5 separate regions of the Homo sapiens genome follow, and all the other regions are linked to region 4. Evidence: chromatin contacts called from ENCODE Hi-C or POLR2A ChIA-PET data. All regions are on one chromosome and are shown on one strand. The core of a region is the stretch at or near the end of the contact, and the rest is flanking DNA. Distances in the headings are between cores, read along the strand shown. Region 1 overlaps CTBP1 (C-terminal binding protein 1). Region 2 holds the start of ZNF141 (zinc finger protein 141). Region 3 has its middle 44 kb from the start of FGFRL1. Region 4 holds the start of PCGF3-AS1 (PCGF3 antisense RNA 1). Region 5 overlaps SPON2 (spondin 2).

Region 1 (2,700 bases), core at 99-2,598, 440 kb before region 4:
CACGCCATTCTCCTGCCTCAGCCTCCCGAGTAGCTTGGACTACAGGCGCCCGCCACCACGTCCGGCTAATTTTTGTATTTTTAGTAGAGACGGGGTTTCACCATGTTGGCCAGGCTGGTCTCGAACTCCTGACCTTGTGATCCGCCCACCTCAGCCTCCCAGAGTGCTGGGATTACAGGCGTCAGCCACCAAGGCCTGTTCTTTAAAATTTATTTTTTAAATTCTTTTCTCTCTGCTTCTGTTTGGATGCCATCTGCTGACTTTGAGCCCCTCCCTTCAAGCTCCCGATCCTTTTCTTGCAGTTAGCTTTGTCCAGGGAGTTCCGTTTCAGAGGGATGTTTTCGTTCTGGAATTTCTATGTGGTTCTTTATAGAGTTACCATTCATCTTCCGGAAGCCTCCATTTTTCTGCTGTTTACATCCACACTTGTTGTCATCTCTGAGCATGTTTATAGTAGTTATTAAGAGGTTTTGCTGGCTGATTCCAGCCTCGGTCATCTGTGCGTCTGTCCGCTTCCAGTGTTTTGTTCTAATTAGAAACTACATCCTCCTGTCTCTTCACCTGCATCATCATAATTTCTTATCCTAAGCCAGACATCATGTGGAAGAGAATGGCAGAGACAGAAGTGAAGAATGGTCTCGCCCCGAACAGCCGCTGCTCTCCCGTGTCAGGCGTGGCCGGCGCCGGCCCGCGGCTTTAGCTGGTTTTCGCCACCGGCAGCCCGACTTCCGGGGCTTTGTGTTGTGCGCAGTGGGAAACAGCGTGTCGTCCGCCTTCTGCGCTGTGGGAGACGCCTTTCTCTGTGTCTGCCTGTGTTCTCTTCCTCCCCATTTGGTGGGATCCCTGGCAGGGGGCGTTGACAGACGGGCTGTTCTGCACCTGGGGAGCTGCCCGGGTACTCCGGCCGTGGCTGCAACCCTCAGAACTGCTGCTCCCACCTCCGCCTGCCGAGCCCTCCTCCCTCCTGCAGCAGCCTCGTCCCTGGGGATGGAAGGAGCCACCATGTTCCTTCTCGTAGAACAGGCGCCTCCCTTTCTAGGATGTAGTGCGTTTAGACGGTCCTCAGCTCTTCTGACTGGCCTCCCAGCCTCCCCCAGTCCTCTTCCCAGAGTGACTGGGGGTCCCCTGGGCGTTTGGGCCACGTCCGGCCACCCTGTGTGCCTGGCGGTCTGGTCTCCTTGGCCCTCAGGCCGCCGCGGGCCCCTCGCACGTGTTGTTCCAGCTCTCTGGCTCCCTTCCTGTCCCCTTATGTCTCCAGCAAGCTTGGTCTTCTCAGGGAGGCCTGCCCTGGCTGCCGCCTTTGAAACTGCGCCCACTTCCCACCCGCCCCGGCGCTCAACCTGCTTCCTTCCTGTGTAGCGGTTCCCTCTGAGGCAATGCAGGAGACACCACGTTCGCGGGCTTGGGGTCCTGTGTCCTTTGCAGCCATGCTGTTGGCTCACAGTGGGCACGAGCACTCTGCAGACCCTTCCCCGAGGAGGAGCCGGCCCCAGCCAGACACGGTGGCTCAAGCTCCACGGCTCCTGTGCTGGGACCCGTGCCAGCCTTGGACTGCTGGGGTGGGGGCAGGCACGTCTGCCTGGGATGGCTTTCTCTGCCGCTCCACTCGAAGGGGTCAGGACCTGAGCCCAGCGGGGCCTCCCTGGTCTGGAAGTTTCCCTCCTGCCCCCTTTGCCGTCTCCACGTAGTGGTGGCTGGAATTGAGATGCCGGAAACATTGATGGGTGGATCGAAAGGCCAGCGGAGGGGCCTGGGCACGGAGGACATGTGTTGGGTGGGTGGAGACCCACTGACCAGTCCGTTTGACACTGAGTGGTTCATGTCACGTCCTGTGGACAGGCTGCAGGGGAGTGGTGTGGCTGGCAGCTGGTGTGGGCCGAGGGGCTAGTGTACCCTTTCCACCCCTGTGCATCTCCTCCGCCTTGGCAGTGGGCGCGTTGGAGCGGACGTGGAGCGCTCGTGTGGAGCGTGCGTGGGCACCTTGGCTTGACCACAGCTGGTGTCATCCTTGGCAGATGGTCAAACTGAGGCACAGAGGCCACTCCGACCCTGGCTTTCGGGGCCGGCCTCCCGGCCACGGGTGAGCAAGGGTCTCACACTGTGTCTTGACGCCACCAGGTCGCGTGGGGCAGGCAGTGGCGCTGCGGGCCAAGGCCTTCGGCTTCAACGTGCTCTTCTACGACCCTTACTTGTCGGATGGCGTGGAGCGGGCGCTGGGGCTGCAGCGTGTCAGCACCCTGCAGGACCTGCTCTTCCACAGCGACTGCGTGACCCTGCACTGCGGCCTCAACGAGCACAACCACCACCTCATCAACGACTTCACCGTCAAGCAGGTGCGTGGAGCCGGGGACACAGGACTCTACTTCTGCGGGGCAGGTACAGGTGGGGGTGTCAGGCAGGTCCCTCCCAGCAGCCATCTGCACCTGGGCAAGACCCTGCCTTCAGCGAGCCACATGGCGGCGGCTGCCAGCCCTGCTGGGGGAAGCCCTGTCTGCCCAGACAGCGTTTTCTGTGTTCTGAGTTCTACTCAGGACATCTAAAATACTCTCTGGACAAGACAGAACCTCATACCTTTGAACACCAAATTCCCCTGAAGCCCTTGCTGTTGTCACAGTGGGGACAGATGCAGCTACCTGGGGGCGTTGGGTCGGCCCTTGTGACTTCCGTGCTGCCAGGTTCAGGTTTCACATCTGCAGCTGG
Region 2 (2,700 bases), core at 201-2,700, 440 kb after region 4:
GGGTGGGTGAAGAAAACAGATTCCTGCTACAGATCTGGGGTTAAAATGAACCAGGAGTCTTCTGGGCACTGTGTGTGTTCTTGGGAGAAAAACCTAGGAGCAAAGCTGCCATGGGCACAATTCCTGAGGGTAGAACCCTGTCCTGGGACAAGTGTGGCCGTGCGAATGCCCAATGGGCGGGCTCAGGAGTGGGTTAGCATTGGGTGGGGGCTGGCAGCAGGGTGCAGGGAAGGGATGTTTCTCAGAACTCCTTTCCTCCAAGTTCTCAGCGCCCTCTCTCCCCGGGAGGAGACCTGGAGGAACAGAACAGTGCGCAGCAGGACAGTGCATGTGCAGAACCCGGCTGGTCTCCCGCGGACACCTGCGACTCCCTCCAGCCCAGGCTCAGCCATGTCTTTCTTCTGACAGGAAACGTGAGGAGTTTGCTCAACACCAGTCAATGCTCCGACCCCAACGGGCTGTCCAACAACTCACTAACGACACCACCCGGAGTCAGCACAGACCCCACAAGCTCAGCGCTCTTCCCGCAGCTGCCCCCCTGCAGACGCCAGTCCCTGCCTCTGGACACCCGTCTTCATTTCTGAACACCTGTCTACAAACCAGGGGCCCACACCCTCCTCAAGTTCAATAATATGACAGAACTACTCACAGAACTCAGCGAAGCGCTGTGCGCGCCCACACTAGCGTATTCTAAAAGATGCCACTCAGGAACAGCCACGCGGAGGAGGCGCACAGGGCAAGGAGACTGGTGGGCAAGTTGGAGCGGGCGGGTGATTTGCTTCGCTTCCTCACACACCTCACAAAAGCTTTTCCTTCAAGACCCGCTGGCAGCCCCCAAACCACGAGCCACGGCCGGCGCTGTCCCATTAATGAGTCCCCATTTGCTCACATGAACTCTGTTTTGATGGGGCCTCGATCTCATTCCGAACAGGGTAAAGCAGGGACGGGATCCCCAGACCACAGCTTCTCCCACAGCTCCTCCCACGCCGGCATCGCGCACGCCGCGCGGGCGGCTTCCAGATAAGCTACTCCTCACCCCACAGCCTGGGGAAGGTGCGGGGCTGCGGGCGCAGAGCTGCACAAGGAGGGCTGCAGGCTGGGCCAGAGCCGCTGTGCGGGGACCGACAGGAGCCCAGGTCCCTCACCGGAGGGTACTGAGGCCCCAGGGCTGAGCGGCGGCAGCGGGGACTCCGTTCGCAGACTCGGTCCCGCCGCCATTTCCCGCCAGCTCCGATGAGACCTCCTCAGCCTTGGGACGCCCTGCCCCGCACACTCACCATTTCCCCACTTCTGAAGTATTCGGGAGTCTTAGCTACCAATCATCCAATACCCGCAGGTCACAGAGCGACGGAGGCTGAGCTGTGGCCGAATCACCAAGGCCTCCCACAACTGAGAACGCAGAGAGATGAAGCCCCTAACCCGCGGTCTGGTAGTAGCCAGACGCAAAGACCCGCGCCACATCCCGGAAGCCACCGCCTCCTCTCTGGCTGCGTGCCTGATTGGGCAGTTTTCACTCCAGTGCGCTGATTGGATACGGCTCCAATCTCCCCGCCATCAGACCTTGAGTGACAGAAGTTGCAACCACATACTCCACGGAATGTGGCGAGAGTGACAGCCGGGGGGCCTCCAGGCAGTTTCAGGCGGGGCTTTCTCTTCGTGCTTGGCCTGGCACAGCCCAGGGGTCATTTTTTAACCTTGTGATGTGTAAGGTGACGTCCATTTAGAAATTATACACGCACGCACACACACAGACATATACGCGCGCGCGCACACACAGACGCGCGCACGTACGCAGTCTCACATAAACATACAAAAGTCACAGACACACACACACACACACGCACGCACCCACGCACGCACAGCCCATCCTTCCTCCAAGGCTCGCGAATCATCTCTCCACAAATCCTGCCTTCGGGGCCGCAGCCTGCAGGCCGACCTCAGTCCGTCCTCACAGAGCCTAGTTGGGTGCACAGCTCTCCCTGACGCGCGAGGAGCAGGTTCACGGGAGTCGGTCGCGCATCCCCAGCGCCCTGCGGGCCTCGCACCGGCTGTGGCGGTGACCCCGGTGAGGAGGGCTTTGGTGCGGGTCACCGTTGCTGAGGACACCCTCCTCCCCCGGAAGCGCGGTCCTGGGGGTCTGGGGGGCGGGTCCCTGACCGCTGTAAACAATAGGTCGGTGGTGTCCACGCAGCAGGCAGCAAATTCTCAGGAAGTGAGCGTCCCGTCTTTGGCTTCACCTTCGTGTCTGTAGAATGGGGGTGAGGGGACTCAGGACTCGGAGCGCTGTCGGGCGGGGCGAGGTGGGCTGAGAGTGTGTCTCCCTCCCCAAGCTCACCCGGAGCTGTGCGGGGCGGGACCGCCCCAGGACCCTCGGTTCCCAGGAGCTCCTGGGGGCCCCGCCGCCCCCACCCCAGGCCGCGCTGCGCAGCCCCAGTCCCCGCCGGCCCCACCGCGCGGTCGCTTTGAGGTCGGCCGGGGTCTGCCCGGCGATGGCGACGCTGCAGCCGCTGGAGCCGGGGCCACCGGGGATCTCGGCGGGACCTGGCGGCAGCGAGGACGCGGACCCTGGAGAGATGGGAGGGGCGCGCCCCGAGCCCGAGCCCCACCCGGACCCGGCTGCCGTCGGCCTAGCCAGGGCCGGGGCGGACACCGTCGAGGACGAAGCCGGGCCCGCGCCCCTGGGCGACCCGTTGAGCCGCG
Region 3 (2,700 bases), core at 94-2,593, 270 kb before region 4:
GATGCCTGCAGTCCAGTCCACCCCTGGCTGCCTGCAGGCCTCAGCGTTCTCTCACGCCCCCACCTCCCGTCCCCGCTGGCCTGGGTTGTCGACCCTCCTGGGTGCCCACGGGCCCTGCAGCATCGGTCCACATCTTCTGCTGGCCGCCGGGCGGGGGTGTGCGTGCTGCTCCGAGGTTCTCAGAGATGCCTTTGAATCCAGGCCTTTAAAACCACAAAACGGCCAGTGCTGTAACTACCGTGTCACCAGAGATGCTCCGAGCATTCATGATGTTGTGTTTCTTGAATTTATTAGGATTCCACCTCTGCAAATTCCCTACAAGGGACCCCCACTAACGCCAACACCACAGTTACCAGGGAGAGCAGGAAGAGGGGACTCTCCAAGCTTCGGGGGCTCCCAGGCCAGGCTGCCCCCCCGGCCGCCCATCAGCATCCCCAGCCTGCTGCAGAGGCAGTGTTTAGGCAAGTGCTCAGCCAGCCTCAGGAAGAAAATGCTCTTGGGAAAGTGCGTGTGTAAAGAAGCTCTTTAACTGAGTGTGTGCCAAGGGCAGCCATGGAGCTCTAAACGTTCTCAAGAGTTGTGTTTCTGAGTTTTGCCTTAGTTGTTCAGAAACGCAGTAATGTTCACTTTTATATTCATTGTGAATTTCGAAAATTATGACTTAAACATATTGATAATACTCTGAAAATACTAAGATGACATCTGAATTTTTTAAAATACACATTTTAGTGAATAAACTCTTCTCCCCACCTTATTTTTTGTATGTAACATGTGCACCCTCATTTTCCTCAACAGTGTGAAGTTTTGAAGTCATTTCAAAGACAAAGTTGTGTTTTTACCGCGACTTCCATGCCTCCTGCGGGACCTGCTCACCTTGGGGCAGTGACACCTGAAAGATGAGCACCCAGCCACCCGCTCTGCCCCCTTCCAGTCCTCCAGCCTTCGTGCCCACCAGCATGTGTACGTTAGACAGCCAGTGCGACTGTACTTTCCCTCTTGTTGAAATAATTAAGTAATGTAGTGGAATAAAGTATTTTTCTGATTATCAGGACGAGCATACATGTGATATGTTTGCAACTTTACTCTTAACTTGGAACTTCCTTAAAATGTTGATGCTGGAGGCAAAACGAACACCTGCCTGTTGAGTTCCTGTTAGAAGGTTCCGGCTGCAGCTCGCGGGGGAGACAGGGCTGCTGTGGGGTGCGCACGCAGCGTGGGTCGGCGCCGCCACATCCTGCGTTAGGTGATTACTACGCATTCTGGTCACACAGTACTCACAGCGGGCCTGTGATGCCGGCTTCAGCGGGTGAATCTCCGTCAGGTCCAGAGATGAATTCCGGGCCTGAGCTCACCCTGCAGATGCGGCCTGCGTGGGTGGAGCCTCCTCATCCGTCAGGAGGGTGGGGTCTCCTGCAGGAGACGCCCCCGTGCACGTGGCTCCCAGAGAGTCTCAGAGCCCAGGTCTCTCCCGCCAGCCGGGACCACACAGGGTTGGAAAAGAGGCTTATGGGGTTAGTTCTAATCTTTTAGTTTGCATTTACCTAAAAAGTGTCAAAGAACTTTGTTATCTCACTCGAGTTAACCGAGTTAACAGCAGCCGACCACCACGTGAAGCAGGAGAATCCTCACCTTCACTGCAGGCGGAGCTGAGGCACTGCCGGGCTGCACACAGAGACTTTATTTCAGGTGAGGCGTCCCTGCCTTCACAGCAGCCTCCCAGGCGCCTCCCCTGGGCCCTCCAGATGCCAGGATGCCTGGGCTGCTGGACAGAGGGTGCCCATGTCCTTCTGGAAGTCATGGCATTCATGGCTGTCCCGGATTGACTGTCCCCTCTGGGAGCTGACTATCCCCTCCGGGAGCTGACTGTCCCCTCTGCCGGGAGCTGACTGTCCCCTCCAGGAGCTGACTGTCCCCTCTGCCAGGAGCTGACTGTCCCCTCTGCTGGGAGCTGGCTGTCCCCTCTGTGAGTTGACTGTCCCCTCCGGGAGCTGACTTTCCCCTCCGGGAGCTGACTATCCCTTCCGGGAGCTGACTTTCCCCTCCGGGAGCTGACTGTCCCCTCTGGCAGCTGACTGTCCCCTCCGGGAGCTGACTGTCCCCTCTGCCAGGAGCTGACTGTCCCCTCTGCTGGGAGCTGGCTGTCCTCTCTGTGAGTTGACTGTCCCTTCCGGGAGCTGACTATCCCCTCCGGGAGCTGACTGTCCCCTCTGCCGGGAGCTGACTGTCCCCTCCAGGAGCTGACTGTTCCCTCTGGGAGCTGACTGTCCCCTCTGCCAGGAGCTGACTGTCCCCTCTGCTGGGAGCTGGCTGTCCCCTCTGTGAGTTGACTGTCCCCTCCGGGAGCTGACTGTCCCCTCCAGGAGCTGACTGTTCCCTCCGGGAGCTGACTGTCCCTTCCGGGAGCTGACTTTCCCCTCCGGGAGCTGACTGTCCCCTCTGGCAGCTGACTGTCCCCTCTGGGAGCTGACTGTCCCCTCTGCCAGGAGCTGACTGTCCCCTCTGCTGGGAGCTGGCTGTCCTCTCTGTGAGTTGACTGTCCCCTCCGGGAGCTGACTTTCCCCTCCGGGAGCTGACTGTCCCCTCTGCCGGGAGCTGACTGTCCCCTCTGCTGGGAGCTGACTGTCCCCTCTATGAGCTGACTATCCCTTCTGGGAGCTGACTGTCCCCTCCGGGAGCTGACTATCCCCTCTGGGAGCTGAC
Region 4 (2,700 bases), core at 140-2,639:
GCTGCCAGCTGCCCCTCAACAGGGCACCCCAACATCCAGCCACTGCTCAGCCTCCATCCTCCCCCAGCCTCCCATTTCCCATCCACAGCCTGGTCTGGACCCCCTTGCAAGCCTAAGCAGCGACTTGGACGTGCCAGGTCACGACCCAGGCAGCTTTCCCTTGGAGTCTTTTTTTTTTGAGACAGAGTCTCTCTCTGTCCCCCAGGATGGAGTGCAGTGGTGCGATCTCGGCTCACTGCAAGCTCCGCTCCCAAGTTCACACCATTCTCCTGCCTCAGCCTCCCGAGTAGCTGGGACTACAGGCACCCGCCACCACGCCCGGCTAATTTTTTGTATTTTTAGTAGAGACGGGGTTTCACCGTGTTAGCCAGGATGGTCTGGATCTCCTGACCTGGTGATCCGCCCGCCTCGGCCTTCCGAAGTGCTGGGATTTCAGGCGTGAGCCACCGCACCCGGCTCCCTTGGAGTCTAGACGAGCCCTTCCTACAGCAATGAATGCTGGGTCAGACCTGAGCTTCTCCGGGATCCAGCTCTCATCTCAGGTGACGGGGTCTGAGGCCTCCTGGGAATGGCACTCCTCCCCAGATGTTTACTGAGCCCCTGTGATATGCGCTGCTCTGTTCTAGGGGCTGGGAATACTAGTCCCTCCCTCCTGGAACTGGTTTTCCTAGTGATGGAGGACAGATGATAAACATGGAAGTGGCGGTGTTTGCCCTGGAGGAAAATCAAGCAGGACAGGGAGCAGAGAGCAATGGTTAGGGTTACTATTTCATGAGTGGTCAGGGGGCCTCTCTGTCAGAGTGACGTGCACAGACCCGGAGGGAGGCGCGTGTCCCGTGGGAGAGCATTCTGGGCAGAGAACAGCCATTCGAGAGCCAGGAGGCAGCGCTGCCTGGGTGCCACCAGCGTGGCCCTGGCCCCATGCACTGGCTGGGCACCACCCTGCCCCCGGAGTCTCCTCCTTCTGAACGTTTGACTGTATCTTGAACACAGCGGGGCCGGCTTTCAAGCTCCAGACACGGCCTCCTCCCCAGGCCAGGAAGCCCTGTCAGGCAGCAGATCCGGCCCCCTCAGCAGATCGGCCCCTCCAGAAGACCCGCCCCTCACAGCAGATCCGGCCTTCCCAGCAGACCCGCCCCCCGAGTAGATCCGCCCCTCCAGGATATCCATCTCCCCAGCAGATCCGTCCTCTCCAGCAGAACCGCCCCCAGCGGAGCCGCTCGGGCGGGGCCTCCGGGCCTGGGGAAGGGAGCGGGGACCGGGCCGTGGAAGGACCGCGCCCGCCCCTGGCCAGCCTGAGCCAATCAGCGCATGCTAGGTGGGCCGACATGATTGGCTCCTAGAGGCTCACGTGTGGAGGCCTGACCAATCAGAGCCCGAGAGACGCCATTGCAAGCCTCTGCAGAGGCGCTGGAGCTGGGTCAGTCCGCCGCTCACCCCGCGGCCGCACCTTCCCGCCTTCTCAGGTAACTAAGTGCGGGTCTCGGGCCTGGCAGAAGCTTCTTCGGCCCCGTGCCCTCGCCTGGCCCCGCCCCGTCGGTTGTGTGCTTGTCTCGTCCTGCCCCCAGGCCCTGCCGGTCCCCACCGTTAGGCCGGCGTCCCTGCCCGGCCCCGCTGCGGGCTGGCGCCAGCTCAGGAGGACGCCCCGAAGCCGAGGCCTCGGAAGCAGGTTTTTCCCAGACCTTCTCCTGTCCCGCGTTCCCCCTAGGCCGGCCGTAGGGACCAGACCCCACCCTAAGCCCATAGCCGGCCTTCGCGCTCCGGGTGACCCTGGCTGGCCCTGTTTGTCTGTGGGTCCTGGGATGCGCCACTCCCGGCAGGAAGGGGCGCCGCCGAGGCCCGGTCTCAGCCTGGAACCCCGCTCCTGCCGTCGGGGCGCTTTCTGCGGCTGCCCACACACGACCCCAGGCAAGGGGTGGGGGCGCGGGACCCTCCATGACATGGCGGCGGGGCGCTCTCACTTCTTTGAAACCAGCGTAAACTGGACCCGCCCCACCTCCCATACCTTGGGGGAGCCCCGGGAAAGGCTGTGGCCTGGGGGTCTGCAGGGCGTTGGCAGTGGAGGTGGGGAGAGACCCCAGCCCTTTCCTGTCCCCCCCACCAGCCTTGCCTTCCTCGCCGTGAGCCGGGGACAGTGGAGGGGAGTCAGGGAGGGCCCACCAGATGGACTTTCTTGTGACTCATCCTATAAAGCCCCTCGGGCTTAGCCACCCTCCCCAGGACCCGTGTGGTCTCCCGGACTGTGCTGGAAGCTTAGAGCCAGAATGACTTTTCCACCCTCGGGCTGGCTGGCTCAGTGGGCAGCAGGGACAGGGGGCTGTGAAGAGAAAACTCACTCGCCAGGGTCAGGGGCCGCTTGCTCACTGAGGAAAGCAGAGGGGTTCCTGCCGCTTGCCTCAGGAACAAAGCTAGTTGGTGAGGCACTGCCTTGCAGTTGTAGGAGAGGAATAATGGCCCCCGTGGGTGCTTGGTTGGAACGATTAAAGGAGAATAACAGTTTAGCACGATTATTTCACACAGTTGTTCAAAGAGATGGCTTTGAATTCCAGCTTACATGGCGTCTTCAACAAAAAGTAATTGTTTAGAGAAGTGACAAGATGAAGGAGGACTCTGAGTCCTAGTCTCCCTCCTCGAGTCCCTGTGTGAGCAGAGGTAAACAATGAAAACTCACCAACCAGGAGAAATTCACCTAGGACTGGC
Region 5 (2,700 bases), core at 70-2,569, 390 kb before region 4:
CTGGGATCTGCCAGCAGCTCTGTGTGCTCCCCAGGTGGGCTGCCCGGGGCCCTGGCTCTCTGGCTTCTACACCAGTGCCCCTGCGAAGCCTCAGCGCCCAAGGTCTTTGCAAGCCCTGTTCCTGCATCTCTGGAGAGGGCTGCTCCAGGTGTGGGCCTGGCCAGGGCTTCCAGACCAGTCCAGGCACTGCACCTGCACATTGACCCCCTTCTCCACTCTCTCTCATCCTTCAGTAGCCACAAAGCTGGCAGCAGGGTACTCGCAGATTTGTGAGGAGAGCCGAGCCCTTGCTGACTGTCCTCCCGTGCACGGCAGAGTGAGGCGGGGCTCCTGGCCTCCTTAGGGGCTGCCCGCTCTGGGCCACACAGCCAGAGAAACACTGTCCATCTGGCTGGCTTGGCCTGTGGGGTGCAAAAGAGGTGTTTTCACTTTGCTTTGGAAACATGGAAATTACCAAGTGACTTAACCATAACACCAAATGATGATTTTTAAATTTATGAAAATTATGGAACCAGATGGGACACAGGGAAACGAGAACGATACTGAAAAGGTCTGAGTCCTGTGGGGGGTCCAGGTCCCGCAAGACAGCTAATCAGGTGCCCCTGTCTGTTATTCGGGTAAATGTAGCAGCTGGGTCCAGGCTCGGGCAGAGCAGCTTTCTACAGCAGGGGTGTCCGCCCTCTCCCGGGGTTCCCACGGGGTTCCCAGGGGCCCCTTACTCTGCCACGATGTGGGAGTTCCACCACCACAGGGACTTGAGCGGCAGCTCCGGCTCTTACGTAGAAACGCGCAACTCCAGTCCCTAGGTTGTGTCCGAGGTTGCTATGGTGCCATCCCATCTTGCCGCTCACTCTGCGACTGTGCGGAGAAACGCAAGTGCCCCCGAAGGGTGGGCGTGGCCTCTGATGAATGCACACGTTGGTGGGAGGTGGCTTCCGTTTGTACGAAGCGCCTCTTCACGCGAGCGTTCACCTCGGTCTCCCCTTTGCTTGGTCCAGTTCCAGAAACGCCGCTGGACTGCGAGGTCTCCCTGTGGTCGTCCTGGGGACTGTGCGGAGGCCACTGTGGGAGGCTCGGGACCAAGAGCAGGACTCGCTACGTCCGGGTCCAGCCCGCCAACAACGGGAGCCCCTGCCCCGAGCTCGAAGAAGAGGCTGAGTGCGTCCCTGATAACTGCGTCTAAGACCAGAGCCCCGCAGCCCCTGGGGCCCCCCGGAGCCATGGGGTGTCGGGGGCTCCTGTGCAGGCTCATGCTGCAGGCGGCCGAGGGCACAGGGGGTTTCGCGCTGCTCCTGACCGCGGTGAGGCCGCGCCGACCATCTCTGCACTGAAGGGCCCTCTGGTGGCCGGCACGGGCATTGGGAAACAGCCTCCTCCTTTCCCAACCTTGCTTCTTAGGGGCCCCCGTGTCCCGTCTGCTCTCAGCCTCCTCCTCCTGCAGGATAAAGTCATCCCCAAGGCTCCAGCTACTCTAAATTATGTCTCCTTATAAGTTATTGCTGCTCCAGGAGATTGTCCTTCATCGTCCAGGGGCCTGGCTCCCACGTGGTTGCAGATACCTCAGACCTGGTGCTCTAGGCTGTGCTGAGCCCACTCTCCCGAGGGCGCATCCAAGCGGGGGCCACTTGAGAAGTGAATAAATGGGGCGGTTTCGGAAGCGTCAGTGTTTCCATGTTATGGATCTCTCTGCGTTTGAATAAAGACTATCTCTGTTGCTCACAAATGTCCCTGGCTGTCCCCACACTTGTTCTGGGCCCCGTGCAGTGCAGGGACCCGTGGTGTGCGCTAATTGGGGACACACATTCAGAAGGCGCCTGGTGCTGCCGTCAGGGCCATGAGGCACGTGCTCTGTGTGTGTGTGGGAGGCAGGCCTGAGACCTACAGATCTCCCCACAACAGACGCCACCCCTGGCCCATACAGGATTTCAGAAGACACAGCAAATGGCATGTCAGATGCATCCACAAACCCGGCAGGCACGCGCCTGCCCACAGGACGATCAGAAGCTCAGACAAGGGGCACCTTGAGATCCGGACGAGGCCCCAGAAGCCCTCACTCTGCCCCCTCCTCTGTGGGAGCAGCTTGCATTGCTGCTGTTCATGGGGGGGCCACTGACCACCAAGACCCTCGCAGCCCATCAGGCCACCAGCAGACACCTCCTGAGACCTGAGCTCAGAGGCCCCAACCTCAAAGATGTCCTCAGGGGCTCACTGTAATCTGTCGTGGCCCTTTCTGCAGCAGGGGTCCCCAGGCCTCCCCACCAGTGCCACTCACCTGGTGGAACCCCAGGGCCCTCTCAGTGCCTGGGCGGGAGCTCTGTGTGGTTTGAGGATGGAGATGCTTGGGGGATGGCTGCTTCTTCAGTCCTCTCCCAGTGACTGGAAGGTGGGGGCTCACTTCTCTCACCGAGGCCTGGTAGACGACCCTTCCTCGTAACTGTCTAAGGCCCTCCAGCCCTGATGCTTCTAGAACCAGACCCCAGGCCCAGCTCCCACCACCCTGCACGCCATCCCCGCCCACCATCCTTGAAAACAATGAACTAAGCCCAAGCTCACGGGCGCATGAGCTCTGAGGTGACGTGGAGATCTGAAAAACCCCTGGCTTAAAGTTTTCTTAAGGTTCCTGGGACTGACAATGCCAGGAGGCCCCTGAAAGAATGGCCGTAAATCCTGTGTAGAGATCACACTGTGTACTTGGAACTC

What was found. Hi-C counts contacts between places; a loop is a spot of excess contacts on that map. ChIA-PET counts read pairs that join two places held with the same protein, here RNA polymerase II (POLR2A). Pooled maps may share reads with other maps.
Region 1: a loop to region 4 is called in a pooled map, with 5 times the contacts of the local background. The contact joins the enhancer-like site here to the promoter of PCGF3-AS1 in region 4. A Hi-C loop is called at or near these places in 3 of 37 single-sample maps with no recorded cell type and 9 of 50 pooled maps. POLR2A ChIA-PET finds 5 or more read pairs at or near these places in 1 of 52 experiments (K562).
Region 2: a map of B cell shows a loop between it and region 4 (13-fold over the local background). The contact joins the promoter of ZNF141 here to the promoter of PCGF3-AS1 in region 4. A Hi-C loop is called at or near these places in 6 of 168 maps with a recorded cell type or tissue (B cell, CD4-positive, alpha-beta T cell, ascending aorta and 2 more), 18 of 37 single-sample maps with no recorded cell type and 23 of 50 pooled maps. POLR2A ChIA-PET finds 5 or more read pairs at or near these places in 1 of 52 experiments (H1).
Region 3: a map of naive thymus-derived CD4-positive, alpha-beta T cell shows a loop between it and region 4 (4-fold over the local background). The contact joins the enhancer-like site here to the promoter of PCGF3-AS1 in region 4. A Hi-C loop is called at or near these places in 3 of 168 maps with a recorded cell type or tissue (ascending aorta, endothelial cell of umbilical vein and naive thymus-derived CD4-positive, alpha-beta T cell) and 6 of 50 pooled maps. POLR2A ChIA-PET finds 5 or more read pairs at or near these places in 2 of 52 experiments (activated naive CD4-positive, alpha-beta T cell and naive thymus-derived CD4-positive, alpha-beta T cell).
Region 5: a loop to region 4 is called in a pooled map, with 9 times the contacts of the local background. The contact joins the enhancer-like site here to the promoter of PCGF3-AS1 in region 4. A Hi-C loop is called at or near these places in 1 of 37 single-sample maps with no recorded cell type and 7 of 50 pooled maps. POLR2A ChIA-PET finds 5 or more read pairs at or near these places in 1 of 52 experiments (WTC11).

Annotation. Positions count from the first base shown.
Region 1 is chr4:1,215,624-1,218,323 of GRCh38, reverse strand. CTBP1 (C-terminal binding protein 1) reads left to right here. Exons shown (of 10, transcript NM_001012614.2): 6 at 2,119-2,333. It overlaps CTBP1-AS (CTBP1 antisense RNA), which reads right to left. Exons shown (of 6, transcript NR_104331.1): 5 at 2,634-2,700; 6 at 1-2,365. Among named protein-coding and RNA genes, the nearest start is that of CTBP1-AS, 6.9 kb to the right of the region's middle. RefSeq lists a silencer at 1,048-1,117. Within about 2 kb of position 1,348, at least 9 of the 41 ENCODE cell types and tissues checked have a DNase peak (open chromatin) inside an H3K27ac peak, as active enhancers do.
Region 2 is chr4:336,564-339,263 of GRCh38, reverse strand. It overlaps ZNF141 (zinc finger protein 141), which reads right to left and starts at 1,450. Exons shown (of 4, transcript NM_003441.4): 1 at 1,278-1,450. The coding sequence starts at 1,280. RefSeq lists enhancers at 1,601-1,700, 745-1,705, 1,811-2,326 and silencers at 2,341-2,450, 2,681-2,700.
Region 3 is chr4:1,054,599-1,057,298 of GRCh38, reverse strand. It overlaps a transcript of RNF212 not described here. Among named protein-coding and RNA genes, the nearest start is that of FGFRL1, 44 kb to the right of the region's middle. Within about 2 kb of position 1,343, at least 11 of the 41 ENCODE cell types and tissues checked have a DNase peak (open chromatin) inside an H3K27ac peak, as active enhancers do.
Region 4 is chr4:780,538-783,237 of GRCh38, reverse strand. It overlaps PCGF3-AS1 (PCGF3 antisense RNA 1), which reads left to right and starts at 1,389. Exons shown (of 3, transcript NR_171661.1): 1 at 1,389-1,466. LOC124900163 (chloride intracellular channel protein 6-like) reads left to right here and starts at 1,390. Exons shown (of 2, transcript XM_047416474.1): 1 at 1,390-1,466. RefSeq lists enhancers at 122-839, 840-1,556, 1,557-2,274 and silencers at 1,101-1,450, 1,551-1,630.
Region 5 is chr4:1,165,955-1,168,654 of GRCh38, reverse strand. It overlaps SPON2 (spondin 2), which reads left to right. Exons shown (of 6, transcript NM_012445.4): 6 at 999-1,723. The coding sequence ends at 1,183. The region is part of intron 1 of LOC124900647 (nascent polypeptide-associated complex subunit alpha, muscle-specific form-like); the gene reads right to left. Among named protein-coding and RNA genes, the nearest start is that of SPON2, 5.3 kb to the left of the region's middle. RefSeq lists a silencer at 1,235-1,518 and an enhancer at 1,345-1,594. Within about 2 kb of position 1,319, at least 22 of the 41 ENCODE cell types and tissues checked have a DNase peak (open chromatin) inside an H3K27ac peak, as active enhancers do.